Regions from separate parts of the Homo sapiens genome. Here region 1 is linked to region 2. The links are chromatin loops, found by intact Hi-C in ENCODE. Cell type or tissue: ascending aorta. All regions are shown on one strand. Each heading gives the region's core, and the rest is flanking DNA. Links, peaks and the distances in the headings are about the cores only. Region 1 overlaps IGFBP-AS1 (IGFBP5 antisense RNA 1). Region 2 overlaps IGFBP-AS1 (IGFBP5 antisense RNA 1).

Region 1 (8,331 bases), core at 152-8,151, 83 kb before region 2:
GCCCTTCAGTCCAGGCACAGTATTATGTTTATGGGGCATCTTTCTTCTTACACCCTGAACACTCACCTGCATTTCCTGACTAGTAAGTAGGGAGGGGGGTGATTCCTCTCTCTATTGGAGAAGAAAATTTGGTGATCTATAGAAGTGAGTGTTTGGGGAAAGTGGGTCAGTGGAGGATGCAGGTGAGGTTCCAGAGTCTGGACATACAAGAGGATGGGGTTGGGGGCAGATGATCTGGGCAGAGAAAGCAGTGAAGCAAGAGGTGGAGAAAAGGGGGTGGAGAGGGCACATCCAGGTGAAGCGTCCTGAGTATAGGGGAGCCCACAGGACTGGAACAAGTGAGGCTGGTGGTACCTATCTAGGGATCATCCGCAAAACTGTGGCAATATGAACATGACCTCCCACAGAGAATCACTGGGCAGAAGAGAGCACCTGGTCTGAGCTTAGGAGAAGAGCCCGAGTTATTGCTTGAGAGGAAAAGAGGAACAGAGAAAGAACAGTCTGGAAATAAAAGGAGCAACTGAGGCATCAGTCTCTGCCTTCTTGAACTAGGAATGCTCTAAGAGAAAGAAGAAAATCACCATAATAACACCATTAGCCAACTTTCATAGAAGCCTTCTTACATGCGAGCCACCTGACATGCATTATTTTACTTAATCTTCACTACAGCCTTATAAGGGAGAGCACATTTATTAACTTACTTTATAATTGAGACTGGAGGCACTGAATGGCTTAAAAAACAAGCCCAAGACCACACAGCTACTAGATAGAAGAGTTGGGCTACGAGCTCAGGAAGTTTGAGCTGGCAGTCTCCACACTTAACCATGCCAACCTGCCTGCCTGGGGAAGCCATGGTTGGTTTCGCATGATAAAGAACTGCCACTGAAGCCTGAATTAAGGGAAAGGGTGGTGGGTTGCCGAGAGTAGAAGTCGATGAGAGCCACCACATGGAGTCATCAGTACAGACCAAGCAGTCAGTCTAAGAGATCTTTCTTGGAAGAGGGAAGAGAGAGGTAGTGGCTAGATTGATGACTGTGATGGTTAACTTATGTGTCAACTTAACTGGGTTAAGGGACACCCAGACAGCTGGTAAAACATTATTTCTGGGTGTGTCTGTGAGGGTGTTTCTGGAACAGACCAGCATTTCAGTCAGAGAACTGAGTAAAGCAGATTCACCCTTACCAACATGGGCTGGCATCAGCCAATTCACTGAGGGCCCAAATAGAATAAAAAGGCAAGGACGATTGGGTGAACTGGCTCTGTCTTTTCCTGAGCTGGGACATCCATTTTCTCCTGCCCTTGGACATCAGAGCTCCTGGTTCAAAGTTCCCCTGAATCTCACCCCCAATCCCCTCCAATTCTCAGGCCTTTGGACTGGGAGTTACACCAGAGGCTCCGCTTGTTCTTAGGCCTTGGGACTCAAACTGAATTACACTATTGGCTTTCCTAGGCTCCATAATTGCATGAACCAATCCAATAAAAAAATGTCCTTTCATCTGTGTATCTATGTATTTCTCTATGTATCTGTATATCTATGTATTAGCAATCCATCCATCCATCCATCCATCCATCCATTCATCCAACCAACCACCCAACCATTCATCCATCCTATTGGTTTTGCTTCTCTGGAGAACTCTGACTAGTACAATGGCCCTAGGAAAACCCTGGTTTTCTGCAAAATAGAGGGGGAAGTGGAGAAGCTGGTGACAAGGGAGACAAGAGGCGAAGGCAGGGAGTGGACATAGGAAGACAGCTGGAATAGATACTTTTTGGTGTGGGTGGAGGGGCTTGGTTTCTGTGCAGGCAATGAAGGCAGAGAGGTGATTCCAGGAAGGAAGGAGGGATGAAGGGCACCTGTTTGATTTGACCATGGTGAAGGAAGTCAAGAGCTTGTCATCATGTCAAGGTGGGAAGAGACTGGAACCTATGGAGAGAAATGAGTGTGTGAAACAGCTGGGATAAACTGGGTAGGATGGCAGACTCTTGAGATTGCCAGGAAGTTGCTTATCCTGAGTCCCAGAGAAGTGTGCAGTTATACTTCTCGAGTTTTCTTGGTAGTGGCTTAACTTGATCACAGAGTGCCAGCATTGCAGAGATTGGTTAAGGCAGATGGAGGCCTGGAAATCAGATCAAACTTGCTCCTCAGTGCCTTCACCCTGCTTCTGCCAGCTCTGTGCCTGGCATGCAGGATGGGAAAGAAGAGAGGTGGTTTGGAAGCAGGAGGCAGGGAGCCCGCATCCCTGCCTTACCCTACCTCCTGCCACCACCTGGGCAGCACTGCAGTGAGCTCCAGGATGAGAAGGCTGACTCAGGTGACTGAGAGTCTCCTCTTAGAGCAGGTTGCTGCCCAGCTCCAGGGCTGGCCAAGCCATCTCTCCAACCAGATTTCAGAGAGAGGTGGCTGGCAGGAGCATGGTGATCTCACACGCCTCAGCACACTCCTTTCCCACCAGCTCCTGGGAGGTGTGGGGCATGCTTAGGAACTCCATGCTTTCAGCCTCACTGTTTAGCAGGATGGCCATTTATGCCCAAGGTTCAGATTCTCAGAGTGGTCCCTGTCCCCAGAGTAAGAACTACTTACCCTACCTCCTGCCACCACCCCGGCAGCACTGCAGTGAGCTCAGGAGTGAGGAGGTTGACTCAGGTGGCCTGATTCAGAGCAGGCACCCAACTACTGTAGAGCGAATTTCCCCCTGAACTCCTGGGGTAGTGGCCAGTGCCCCCAACTCCTAACCCAAGTCCAATTACCCAGCAGGCCCAAAGAAACATGAGTAAAGCTTCCATCTCTTTTCTAGACTTACACGGATGGGGCTCTGCCACAGGCATTGGCTATAAGAAGGTTGGTCTCTCTTAGCCATACGTTGCGACAGCAACAGGAAGAGAAAGATGCGGCCTCGTTAAAGCCCATTGGGAAATGTGAGCAGGATCAATGCTAGTTGAGAAATCTGGGGTACCTTTTTAGTAACAGCTTTATTGAAATATAATTATTCACACACCATACAATTCAACCATTTAAAGTGTACAATTCAATGATTTTTAGTATATTCATAGAGCTGTGCAACTATCACCACAATTAATTTAAAAATATTTTACCACCTTGAAAGAAACCCTGAGCCATTTAGCTATTACTCTATAATCTCCCCAACATCCTCTACCCCTAAGCAACTACTCATCTACTTTCTGTCTATAGATTTGCCTATTCTGGATGTTTCATATAAATGGAATCATATAATAAGTGGTCTTTTGTGTCTGGCTTCTTTCACTTAGTATAATGGTTTCAAGGTTCAACCATGTTTCAGCATGTATCAGTACTTCATTCTTTTTTATGGCTGAATAATATTCCAAGGTATGGATATACCATAGTTTGTTTATTGATTTATCAGTCGATGGACATTTTAGTTGTTTCTAGTTTTTGGCTATTAAGAATAATGCTTCTATGAACACTTGTATGCAAGTTTTTGTGTGAACACATGTTTTTATTTCTCTTGGGTGATGTACCTAGAATTGAGATTGCTGGGTCATATGGTAACTCTATGCTTAACTTTTTGAGGAAATGACTGGCTGTTTTCCAAAGTAGCTTCATCTTTTTCCATTCTCTGGGGCAATGTATGAGAGTCCCAATTGTCCACAGTCTTGTCAACACTTATTATTATCTGACTCTTTGATTATAATCATCCTACTGGGTATAAAGTGGTATCCATTGTCATTTTGATTTGCCTGATGACTAATGATATTAAGCATCTTTCTATGTACTAATTGGCCATTTGTATATCTTCTTTGGAGAGATGTCTATTCAGATCCATTGCTTTTTATTTTATTTTTTTTTTATAAGATGGAGTCTTGCTTTGTCACCCAGGCTGGAGTGCAGCAGCGTGATCTCGGCTCACTGCAACCTATATTTCAAGGGCTCTATAGCCACATGTGCCTAGTGGCTACTGTATTGGACAGTGCAAATATAGACTATTCCCATAAATGCAAAAAGTTTTACTGGATGTTGTTATAGAGGCTAAGTTACATGTCCAAGATGACATATGGGTCATACATCATCCTTAGGCTCTGAGTCCTTGGATCAGTGCTAGATCTCAAGCATGAACCTAATTGACAAGAGAGAAAGGACTTACAAGAGGAAGAAACATTAAGTTGTTTTCATGGTTCTAAAGTTCTGTTGTATTTTTAAAAAGTCAGAAGAAGCCACCAGCAAATGAACCCAAGTCAGCTGATGTTTCATGAGAGTACTTCAGCACCAGGCACTGTGCTTTATTTTGTGTTACCAGGAACACAAAGTTGAGTATGTTTCCTGATTGCAGAGATCTTTACGGTTTTCTGTGGAAGACTGGACACATACAGTTAGTACAAAGCGCATACAGGTATTATCTTCAGAGAGATGCAGGCAACCAGCCTGGGGGCTGGGGATTAAGATTCACTCCCAGGGGCATCTCTATAGTACACACACCTTAATAGATGTCCTATTTTTCCTAGCCATTTAAGCACCCCCTTGTCTTTTTGACTCTCCCAGAGAGCATGACCAGCTTCAGGGAAGAACATACCGATTGTGTTATTACAGGGCTGTGCTTCGACACTGGCTGACATCTGGCCAACCCTACAATACTAAAACTGCACAGACTCGCAGTGCAGAAGAGGCTGACAGCCCCAGTGAAAAACTGAGTTCTCCAGTTCTAACTTCCAGGGGTTATTCAAAGTGTCAGGGAAGTGGGGCAGGGAGTGGCGGAGGGAAGACATTCTAGAAAATTGATGAGGAGTGTTTGGGCTGGGGCCTTTTGGAAACTGCTCCCATCCTGAGGCTGGCCCAGCCTGCCCCATCTCAACCCAGTGCCTTTGAAGTGTGTTACCTGGACAGGGAGCTGAGCCATGCTTGGCAGGAAGGGGCGGAAGGCTGTGTGGTCTGGCACAGGGCAGAGCAGAGGGGCAGCGGGACTAAGCTAGGATCTGGTGCTGACTCAACGGCACCTCTGCAGCCAGCATTCCGCCAGCCAGTCCAGCTGGAAAATGAGGGAAGGACCAAGTGGAGACCTCACTGAGAAATCCAGATGTCTTTCACGAGAATAAACAAGGCAGCCCTCCTTTCTTTCTCTGGCCCGTGTTTCTCGCTTTGTGTGTGTGTCTGTTTCTGGGTCTCTGGGAGTGTGTGTGTGTGTGTGTCTTTTAGCTTTGAGCATTTTTCTCTGTTCCCTGTGCTTTTACTTTCCATATAGATCCACGTCAGGGCTTGATTTTGGTCTCTGCCTCAGTCACTGTCTTCAGGTATCACTGGGCAGAGCCCGTAGTATCCCTCTCACCCCACCCACTTCCCTATACCTGTCTTTAACTTCCCTTCTATTTCAAGCAAGGTCCGGGTTTCTGCTGAGTCTTCTGAGTGGTGTGTCTCGGCGGCCTCGGCTCTTCCTCCTTGACAATAGAAATGTTGGGGGTAGCGGGAATAGAAAAAGCTCTTGACCTGGCAAAGGCCTTGCAGGGCTCTGGCTCTGTTCGTTGCTGGAGCAACAGCAGAGTTTTTTTTTGTTGTTGTTTTTTTTTGTTTTTTTTTTTTTGTTTTTTTTTTAATAGGCACTTCTGGTATAGGAACAAAGAACAACAACAGAAAAACCCACTCCTTTAAAGTATGTACTTTTCTATGGCCTTGGATTTCATTTTTCTTTGCCACCCCGTGCCTCACCCCCAGAGTTCTCAGACAGGCCACACATCTTCCATCTTTCTACCCCTACATCCTTCCTATTTCTCAGAAAGCAAAATCCATTTACCTCCCCCTGGCCTTCCTCTCTCATCCCATTCCTCCTCATGTAGTGTGATTTGGAGAGTAGCTTGACTTTAATTGTCTGCATCTCATTTGACTCAAGTTTCAGAGGGACACCCTTGTTCAGAGTCTGACTCTGTCCGAAAACATACCAGCTGGGAGTCACACAAAACTGAGTTGGACCACGATGCCTCCCTCAGCTGAGTGACCTTGGTGTGTGCCATTTTGAGCTTCAGTGCTCCTCACTTGTAAAACGGAAATAATTTAACCCACAATGGTGGGAATGCAAAACAGGATAATATACATAACCTTCTTAAGCATACTGTTCAATAAGTAAATGGGCTTTCGACCTGAAGTTCCAACTCTTCACATTCACTGTGGATAGCAAAGAGTGTTCTCTCTTTTTAAGATAGCCTTGGCTTCTCCTCTTAATGTATTCCCCTTTCCTTCTGTACCAGGCCTAGTGATAATTGCCTGTCCTGCCTCTGTTCACAGGGAGCGAGCCTCAGTGCTTTGAACGCCTCCTGCTCCATCACAGTGACTGCTCAAGGCAGGACACCTGATCCTATCGGAATCCACCCACGGGTGAGTCTGGGACAATTCGATTCTCTCTTTCATAAATGAAAGAATGAAAGGCACACAGGAGGAAGGATCAGTTAGGGGCAGTCATGGGAGGTGAGAAGCCTTAGGAGGATGGAATATTGGAAGAAGGATAAGAGGAACAAATAGCAGCAGGCGAGGAGGATGGAATCAAGAGACAATGGCCCTGGATCACAAAGGCTTTTGGTTCTCCCGTTCCAGGGACCCATGACATCTTCCCCATTTTCCCATGACATTCCTGGTACCTTTTCAACCACGCCTCTATTCCCTTGAACTAGTTGGAGGGGGTTTCTGTTCCTTGCAACCCAAAGAGCCTTTATGAGAACACCGCCATGGATTTTCTGATTGTGAGTGCTGCTTGGCTGTCACAGAAGTCCTCTTCTTCTCTCACCTCGAAGGGTTTGGGCATTCTGTGTCTTCATGGAATGTCAACTCTGCAAGGTGCTGCACGACAGGAGTTCATTCTTCCATCAGTTTTCAAGCTAGACAACTTTCATGCTTAGGAAACTCCTGTAGCATCCAACAATGTTCCTCTTGCTGCAGTTTGAACTCTTCTTCTCATTGTTCTTCTTCTTTTTTGAGATGGAGTTTCGCTGTTGTTGCCCAGGCTGTGGTGCAATGGTGTGATCTCGGTTCAATACAAACTTGGCCTCCTGGGTTCAGGCGATTCTCCTGCCTCAGCCTCCTGAGTAGCTGGGATTACAGGCGCCTGCCACCACACCCAGCTAATTTTTGTATTTTTAGTAGAGACTGGGTTTTGCCATGTTGGCCAGGCTGGTCTCGAACTCCTGACCTCAGGTGATCTGCCCACCTTGGCCTCCCAACGTGCTGGGATTATATGCGTGAGCCACTGCACCTGGCCTTTCCCCCGGCCCCCGCTCCTTTGGAAGCCTTGTAGCTCAATTTTTTTTTTAATTGATTGGTTTCAAGGAGACCAGAGATCAGACTCTGAATTTCTCAAGGGAGAGATTCTGGAGACATAAAATCTGTTTTGAAAGTTTTAAACTATATCTTACCTTTGCAAGATGCCTGATGTTTTGGATCTCAGCCCTATTTTTTTGAGAATTCACCATACGTTCACAGACATCATCTCTTTGTTCCTTCCCACAATATCTGGCTGGCTCAGTGAACCCATTCTCCCAACCTGGAAATAGAAGCCTAGAAGAAGGCTGGCTGGGGGCTTGCATCTCTGAGGCAAGTCAGCTTTGGAAACCTGGGAAGAATGCCTCCTTTCCCCACTATCCCAGGCTCATTGCCAAGCTGCCAGCTAGAGACCCGAGCTCTGGGCAGAACTCATTTCAGAGTGAGTCAGAAACATGAGGGAGTCTTGTTCACACATGCCGACCAAGGGAAAAGCCCCAAGGGAGATGTTTCAAGGAGTCCTACCAGAGACTCGGGAGATCTTTTCTCTTCTCTATTGGAAGAGACAGCCCACCCACTTGGCGGATGCCCAGCTCTCCAGACTGAGTGCCAAGAAAAGAATAAGAGAGGTCCTGAGACCCTGGCTCCAGGGCCATGGTCTGTCTCTATGGAGTACAGGGTCGGGACCATTCATAACAGGCACAAAACACTCCTCTGGCCCTTTAGCAAGAGAGCTGCTATGACAGCACCCCCACTGACCTGGACATCTCTGTGATGTTACCTTAGAAACCAGAAAAAGCAATCTAAGCCACTTCTTTGATTTTCTCTAGCATCTGGAAATTAAACTTTTTACACGAGCCAATACTTTTAGCCTTTTTCTTAACCCAAACTTCCTCTCCCAGGACTGCTGTGGAGGGAGAATTTAGAACGGGTGAGCTAAGAACCTTCCGAGATGCCAAAGGTCTTTGACATTTGGTGAGTTTGAGTACTCCTAGTACTCAAGGGCAAGTGCAGTCTGGTTGGATCTCTCCAGGTAGGGAGCCTTTTAAAACCCCAGAATTTCCAGGTGGGCACCTCCTTCCTTTCAGCATTGCATGGGCCATGGCCATCAATGAGGG
Region 2 (8,331 bases), core at 130-8,129:
CACCATTACACTCTAGCCTGGGTGATAGAGTAAGACTCTGTCTCAAAAAAAAAAAAAAAAAAGTTTAATCCAACTATAAAAGTCGGTACTGGGGAGTCTGGAACTAAAGTTCAGAGGAAGCAGTATTATAGAGTGGGAATTGGGAACTTTATCTGGAAAGAGCTAGATAGTAAATCTTACAGGCTTTGCCAGCCATGTGGTCTTGGCTGCAACTATTCAACTCTGCTGCGGTAGCACAGAAGCAGCTATAGATAATATGTAAATGAATGACCCGGGCTGTGATCCAAGAAAACTTTATTTACAAAAACAGGTGGTGGGCTAGATTTGGCCCGCGGGCCAGGTTTTGCCAACCCCTGGTGTGTAGAGCTTTAGCCTGCTTAGCACTCTCTGCTTTTCCCTACCAGATGGTAAAGCACAGAGAATGTGCCAGTTTATGGCAAGAAGTTCCCTAATGGGCCTAAGCTGAAGTTGTAAGTGAAACCGAGCAGAAGAGGGACAGAATCTTCAGTGTGGAGGTGATATGGTGGTTGGCAGTAGAAAGAAGATTGTGGGCCAGGCATAGGGTCTCTTTAACAGCAGAGTATCTGAATATGGATGCTAAGGTGGCGGAGGAGGTAGGAGCAAGACATCTGGTTCTTTGTGTTGCCTAGGGCTCTAAGCAACCTCAGGCTCCACCTCTACTATGATTCCTGCTCTTTTTAGTCATCCCTGGAATCTTCTGGGATTTATGTCTCCTTTATGCCATCTACATTCTTGTAAACTCCCAATCTTGGCTCTCTTGCCAAACCCATTAGAGCTCACCGTTAGTAATCCTGCCTCAACAGTACCTTTCCTTGGCATTCAGGATAAATTAACCCTCCTCTATGCTTTCCTGGTGCTGCTATACACCTCCATCAGGTATAAATTGCATAATATCGCGTTATATTTATGGCTTCCTCACTGCAAAGTTTTCATGTATATGTTTTCCTCATCTTTACATTTTCAGCGGCTAGCTGGGGAAAAATGCGAAGAAAGAAAGAGGGAGAGAGATAGATAAAGAAGAGAAAGAAAAAAAAAGCAAAAAAAAAAAAAAGAAAGAAAAAGAAAAGAAAAAAATAGATGCAAGTTTGAGTTAATTCAAAATTGCCCAATCTAGTGCTATTTTGAGTGCTTTCTAATTGCTTTATTTATCATGTCTTCTCTCCCAGTGACTTATACTGTTTTTGAGGGAGAAAGGCAGAGTTGTAGTAGCCAGGATTATACTAGTCACAAATGGCAGAATTTCCATATCCAGCCTAGGCTAGAAGGGGGATTTGTTGGTTCCTGTAACTGAACCAAGGGAGGGCAGAGTGCAGCTGGCCTCAGGGTCAACAGGGAACAGGGAAAAGACAAGCGGATAGGACTCACTGTCCTCCATCTTGGTTTCTGCCCACGTACTAGTTCTGTTCACTCAGACTGATTCTCTTTTGGAATCAAGGGTGCCAGCAATGGCCAGGTTTCACGACCTGCCATTTTTACCGTGAAGAGGAGCTGCCTTACCTCCTGCCCCCCGCCTCCCGCCTCCCACCTCCCGAGGTCTAACTTAAAAACTCTTAGGGAAACATTGGCTTTCCGTGGGTCCTGTGCTCCACCTGAGATCAGGGAGGTATATTTTCACAACTGGAAGCTTCTAGTAGAATAAAACTGGCATGGGGTGGAAGGAAGACATCCCAGAGGAAGGGGGATGCATTTCTTAGAAGCAGAAGAACATGTGACAGGCAGACAGAGTAAGAGACATGCATTCAGTGTCTTCCTTTCTTGAATAGCCCTTTCTCAGTGGTTAGCCCTAAGCTGGGCAGAAACACACATGAACGACGAGAGCCATTTTCCTTTTAAAGTGCTGCCTCTCATCCCTTATGCAAATTTATCTCCAGTTTGGGGCTGCCGATAATTTTTTCCAGGGTAGATACATCCCCTTACCCTGATGGATTAAGAACCCACCTTTTGGCCAGGCATGGTGGCTCATGCCTGTAATCCCAGCTGCTTGGGAGGCCGAGGTGGACAGATCACGAGGTCAAGAGATGGAGACCATCCTGGCCACCATGGTGAAACCCTGTCTCTATTAAAAATACAAAAATTAGCTGGGCATGGTGGCATCCACCTGTAGTCCCAGCTACTTGGGAGGCTTAGGCAGGGGAATGGCTTGAATCCAGGAGGTGGAGGTTGCAGTGAGCTGAGATCATGCCACTGCACTCTGGCCTGGGTGACAGAGGGAGACTCCGTCTCAAAAAACAAAACAAAACAAAACAAAACAAAACAAAACAAAACAAAACAAACCCACCTTTTTAACAGACTTTATAGTCTAGAAGTCCCACCATCAACGTTGATCTTCCTTTCTACAGCCTGTAAGCACTGAAAAAAAGAGGCCCAACCATCTATTATCCATTCCACACTCATTTGTCCAGCATTTACAAAAAATTAGTAAACTGTTTTTTGGAGCAATTTTAGGTTCACAGCAAAATTGAGTGGAAAGTACAGAGATCCCGTCCAGCACATATTTTTCACAAACTATTGTGCAACCAGCTTTTATTGACATTTTTTTTGTTTTACTCAAAAACTCTGTGAAGTAGGGATGCATTTTTATCTGCACATTTCAGATAGGGAAACTGAGGCCTAGAAAGGTAAAGGGGCTTGCCCAAGACCTCACAGCTTTTGAGGAGCCAATCTGGGGGTGTTACTGTGCATTTTCCTGGGCACTTTCAAAGAGCAGAAGTTTCCAAAGCAGGAAGGGCTGGCTCTTCAATGGTAGAATTCTCCTTTCATAGTAGATATTGAGAGAAATAGTGTAACTATTGACAGGTTTTGAAAACCCTGAACTCAGCAAACAGACCACGTTCAGTCTGCCCATGTCTATTCAAGTCATCAACTTTGGGTCCCCACTGTGCCCCTGTAAGGGAGTCTAGCAACTTCTAATAAGGGATGGGCATTTTCTGTGTGGCTCCTTTCCCACCATTGATGCTGACATTCTGGCCCCTGAATACCCATTTCATTGGTACCAAATGGAAAAGCCCCTGGAGGGGAGGATGCCTGGGATGAGGGGGAGGGTAGCTGATGGGGCTCTCGAGATAGCCCTGGTTCGTCTCTCCCAAGACTAGTTCTCATGCCAAAGGATTCTTGTGTCTCAACCCATGAGATCTGTGGGGCTACAATTCCAGTTTCTTCTTTCTTTGGCTTCAGTACTTTCCAGCTCCAGTCTCTTGAGGTTAGGGTGTATGTGACGGGGAGAGGAGACTGGGGCAAGGGGTGGGGAGTTGAGTGGAGTGGGTGGTTGGTAATATTTTCCAGTTCTTTCTAAAGTGTCTGCCTTCCCTTAATGGATACGGAAGTGAGCCAGCCAGCTGACTGCCCCGACTGCAAGATTGGTTACTGCTTACATCATCTGAGCAGCCAGACTGGGGACAGGGGTGGTGGGGAGGTGGAGGAGAAGCTGAGCAGGGATTAATCCAGCCCTGAATGAATTAATAGACAAAGGCATTGGAGATCAGGTAACCTTTTTCCCAAGCTCATGCCCTGGGGATGTGGAGAAGAGCCAGACAGTTCCATTAGTGCATGCATGGCGTGCTCTGTGGGTGCTCCGCCCTTTATCAACATTTCAGTTCCATTCCATTGCACCCTATGCCTCTCCAGTCTGTGAGCTTTGGTTGAGAATCAGGAATGTCCCAAGAATATATTAGTGGAGGAGTGATATAGAGAGATCTAAGATTAACAGCCCTCTTGGCATTCCCTTTTAGAGGGGGCCAGCAACCTGCATCAGTTAGCTTTTGCATGATGAGCTACCCCTAGCGTTAGCGATGTCTGACAACATTCCTTCATCACTGCTGCGGAGTCTGCAAACCAGCAGGGCAGGCCTGCTGAATCAGATTGGGCTCTGTGGCTCTTGGCTGCACTTGCTTAAGTGTTTGTAGGCTGGCTGATGGGCCAGGCTGGTCAGTGATAGCCTGGATGACTGGAGCCTTTCTCTGCATACTCTCTCATCCTCTCCCAGGCAGACTTGAGCTTGCTCAGGTGGCAGAGGCAGGGTTCCAAGGAGGCAAGGGGCAGCCTGCAAAGCCTCTAGAAGACAGGCTTAGAATACATGTAACATGTTCTGTTGGCCACAGCAAGTTACAGGGCCAAAGCCGGCAGTGGGGAAGAGCTCCAGCTCTTGATGAGAGTAGGGGAAAAGAAATGCAGACATTTCTGCACTCTGCTTTAGACACACGCACCCTCACTATGCACAGAAGACTGATAGTCCTCTTTGATTTCTCTTATCACACATGCTTATGGCAGGATGGAGGAAGAGTAGTTAAGTCTGACAGGGGTGAGTGGGATGGGACAGAATTTGAGGAAAACTTCACAGAGCAGGCAGCCTTAAAGGACAAATAGTATTTCAACAGAAGCAGAAACACACACCTCTTTCTCTTCCTTTTCTATTATTTTCCTCTTGCCAAAAACCCACATTGGACCCAGCTACCACTTAATCTAGAGATTCCATCAGCGATGCTGTGGTGGCTCCCATCCAAGTATAAACCAGGTCAGGCCCTGCTTAGCTTCTGAGATTGGGTGCATTCAGGGTGATATGGCCGTAGACGGTGACCCTATGGCGTAGAATATGCTTTCTGCATCTGGAGGCAAGATGAGCTCCAGCTAGAGCTTCCAGGGGTTAGAAAAAGGGAGGTTCCCTGACTCACATTTTTGCCAAATTATAATGCTTCTTTCCTATCTCTCGTCTCTTCTTGAGCTCCTCCCCTGCCGCTCTTTTTCTCGCTGTGATTTCTAATGGGTATAGATCTATGGATGGCAACAAGGAAAAAGAAAAGTAAAAATTGTTATTATTCCATTGCCAATGGAAGAAAAGATCAATTTATTTATCTTACTCTGTGGAGGGGTCATGCAGATACCCCACTCATTAGTATGTGAATTCCTTGTTAAGTGCTTAGTGCAGTTTTGGGGGCAGAGTGTGTGGATCAATAGACAGCATGAAGGCAACAGAAGTGATGGTAATTGTTGTAATTATTGTACTTAATGAGTCATTGGAAATGGAAACATTATTTGAGCAGACTTCTACTGCCTTAGCAGAATTTGCTGATTTGCTAGCATCCTTTACTAGTAAGATCATTAAAAACAAATATTCAAATTTTAGAATTGTTTTTTCTATGATCCAGCAGTCTCACTATTAGGTATTTATCCAAAGGAAATCAGTATATCAAAGGAATACCTACATCCCAAGGTTTACTGAAGCACTATTCAAAATAGCCAAGATATGAAATCAACCTGTGTCCATCAACAAATGAATGGAAAAAGAAAATGTGAGACATGGCTGGGTGCAGTGGCTCACGCCTGTAATCCCAGCACTTTGGGAGGCCAAGGCGGGTGGATCACGAGGTCAGGAGGTCAAGACCATCTTGGCTAACATGGTGAAACCTCGTCTTTACTAAAAATACAAAAAAAAAAAAAAATTAGCCAGGTGCGGTGGTGGGTGCATGTAGTCCCAGCTACTCGTGAGGCTGAGACAGGAGAATGGTGTGAACCCAAGAGGCGGAGTTTGCAGTGAGCGGAGATCGCACCACTGCACTCCAGACTGGGCAACAGTGCAAGACTCTGTCTCAAAAAAAAAAAAAGAAAAGAAAAGAAAATGTGAGATGTATATATATATATATCTGTATGTGTATTTTATATATATATATACACACACATATATATACACATATATATATAAAGTTGGTGCAAAAGTAATTGCGATTTTTGCCATTAAAAGTAATGTAACACATACACATGTAGAATACTATTCAGCCATAAAAATGAAATGTCCTCATTTGCAGCAAAATGGCTGGAACTGGAGGTCATTATGTTAACTGAAATAAGCTAGATACAGAAAGACAAATATTGCATGTTCTCACTCATATGTGGGAGCTAAAAGGTGGATCTCATGGAGGTAGGGAGTAGAATGCTAATTACCAGAGTTTGGGAAGGGTGGGGAGTTGGAGGAAGAGAGGGTGGTTAATGGGTACAAACATACAGCTAGAAGAATATGTTGCGGTGCTTGATAGCACAGCAGAGTGACCACAGTTAGCAGTAATATGTTGTACAATTCAAAATAGCTAGATGAGAAGATCTGAAATGTTTCCAATGTCAAAGAAATGTAAATGTTTGAGGTGATGAATGTCCTACGTACCCTGATTTGATCATTACACATTATTATGCATGTATCAACACATCACATGTGCTCCTTGCATATGTAGGTTGTTATGTTTCATTAAAAAAAGTTTAGGGCCAGGCATGGTGGCTCACACCTGTAATCCCAGCACTTTGGAAGGCCAAGGTGGGTGGATCACCTGAGGTCAGGAGTTCAAGACCAGCCTGGTCAACATGGCGAAACCCCGTCTCTACTAAATATTAAAAAACTTAGCCGGGCATGGTAGTGCATGCCTGTAATCCCAGCTACTTGGGAGGCTTAGGCAGGAGAATCACTTGAACCTGGGAGGCAGAGGTTGCAGTGAGCCAAGATCGTGCCATTGCACTCCAGACTGAGCAATAAGAGTGAAACTTGGTCTCAAAAAAAAAAAAAAAATTAAAACAAACAAGCAACTTTCTATTTTAGCACATGCATGAGGAACTCTCTTCCCTAGGGGAAAAAAAGTCCCAGGAGGAAACCTAGAGTGGGTCTGGGGTTGGTCCTCCTCCCTGTGAAATCTACCCTTGGAGAAATCCTCTGTCCACATCTCCACCTGAGGGAGGATGCCCTAACCCTGCCCTCACCCTAGCAGCTGTTGGAGAAGATGAGGGAAGCGCTGAGAGTGCAGACTGTTTTCTTATGCTCCCCAGTCTCTGTGGCCAGGAGTACTCCTTTTGCCAAGAAAGGGGTGGTGCCCCACTAAACCTGGTTTGTCTTTTCTCTGTCTCTGCCCTGTCTTTGAAGGTCCTAGGGCCCTTGTGCATTTCTTACATGCCAATCATGGAGTAGGCTGGGGCCTGGGGTTTTGGGTAGGGATTCTGTTTTGTTCGTTCCCAGTCTGGAAGATGTGGCCAAGAGTGGAGGTTCTAGATGGGAGCTGAGGTGGTGCGAGCCACCTCCACCCTTATGTAATCCTCAGACCTTCCTCCCCTCTGTCCTTCATGACAGAACCAGTGTCTAAATCTGAACTTGTTTGGTTGCAGAGAACAGAAACATAATTCCGATTAGTGTAGACAAATGAGACATTTCTTCCAGAGATACGAAGGGCACTGAGATGCCTCACAGAAATAGGGGAAGAGCTGCAGCAATCACTGTTTGCTCATCTCTGCTTATCTGTGCTTCTCTGACTGCTAGTTAATTTTGAGTACTTCCCAGAGGCTTTCGTCTCCTAGGAGGCACATAACCACCAGCTGTCCCTGCTTAGCAACTTCTGCAGAAAGAGAGTGCCTTTTCCCCCTACCGTATTCTTCGCTGCAACTCAGGGAAGGATTCTCAGTTTCCCTACTTGGGCTACGTGTCACTGCTGCCTGAACACAGACCACTAGGCTTTGTTCGTCCTTAGTCCTACGCCCACTCCTCCAAGTAGCAGAAGAAAGACGATGGGAATGTTTGCCGAACAGACAACACCCAAGAAGTACTCTAGCAGGCCTAAAACCTAAGCAGGTGATGTAATCCTTTTTTCTATTATCTCCAGAGCCCATCAGCATAGTTGGTGTCTACTCTTCCTTCCTATGGCTGATGGGTATAAGCCAATCATTGCTGTTCCTCTTCTCATTGACAGTGATTGGTTTAGGTACAAGCATGTGATGTGATCCTGGCCAATATGATGTAAGGAGATAACAACTAGAAGAGTTCTCAATCCTTAAGAAGCTTAATCTCTTTTGCTGGCCACTATCCAGCCTGTAAGGGATGCCTGGAACTGTCGGACCCAGCCTGCAGCTGTAAGGACCTGGTCAAGGTCAAGGTTGACATGCTGAGGATGGCACAGCAGAGTGGAGCCAGGTCCTTGAGGACCTGGTTGAGCTGTTGAGTTAACCAACCCTGAAGCCACCATCTCCAGGGCATTTTTTTTTTTTTAATATGAGAGAGTAAATTTTTCACCTATTTTAAGCCAGTGGTTTTCAAAGTCTGGTCTCTGGACCAGAAACGCCAATCAGCATCCCCTGGGAACTTGTTAGAAATGCAAATTCTTGAGTCTTACCCAGAACTACTTAATTAAAATCTCTGGGAGGGGGGCTCAGCTGTTTGCCTTTTAACAAGCCCTTCAGGTACATGCTAAAGTTTGAGAGCCACCATTTAAGCCATTGGAGTCAAGATTGGAGGAGGATTTGATTCTGTTTACTTGCTGCTGAAATATTCTAAGTGGAATAGTCTTAACA

The links. Hi-C counts contacts between places; a loop is a spot of excess contacts. Peaks named below come from ENCODE experiments on the same cell type or tissue, not always from the same donor. Only the 100,000 strongest peaks of a DNase experiment are listed, where the experiment ranks them.
Region 1: a loop joins it to region 2, with 3 times the contacts of the local background. A loop is called at or near these places in 6 of 110 quality-filtered maps.

What each region holds. Positions count from the first base shown.
Region 1 is chr2:216,706,133-216,714,463 of GRCh38, forward strand. It overlaps IGFBP-AS1 (IGFBP5 antisense RNA 1), which reads left to right. Exons shown (of 6, transcript NR_187138.1): 2 at 6,248-6,337. Among named protein-coding and RNA genes, the nearest start is that of IGFBP5, 15 kb to the left of the region's middle. In ascending aorta, for the core only: no CTCF peak of the experiment used is centred there; DNase peaks (open chromatin) are centred at 4,605, 4,939 and 7,719; H3K4me3 peaks cover 795 bases; H3K27ac peaks cover 2,973 bases.
Region 2 is chr2:216,789,013-216,797,343 of GRCh38, forward strand. The region is part of intron 3 of IGFBP-AS1 (IGFBP5 antisense RNA 1); the gene reads left to right. It also overlaps the pseudogene RNA5SP120. Among named protein-coding and RNA genes, the nearest start is that of TNP1, 67 kb to the right of the region's middle. In ascending aorta, for the core only: a CTCF peak has its summit at 3,782; DNase peaks (open chromatin) are centred at 3,359 and 3,879; H3K27ac peaks cover 5,387 bases.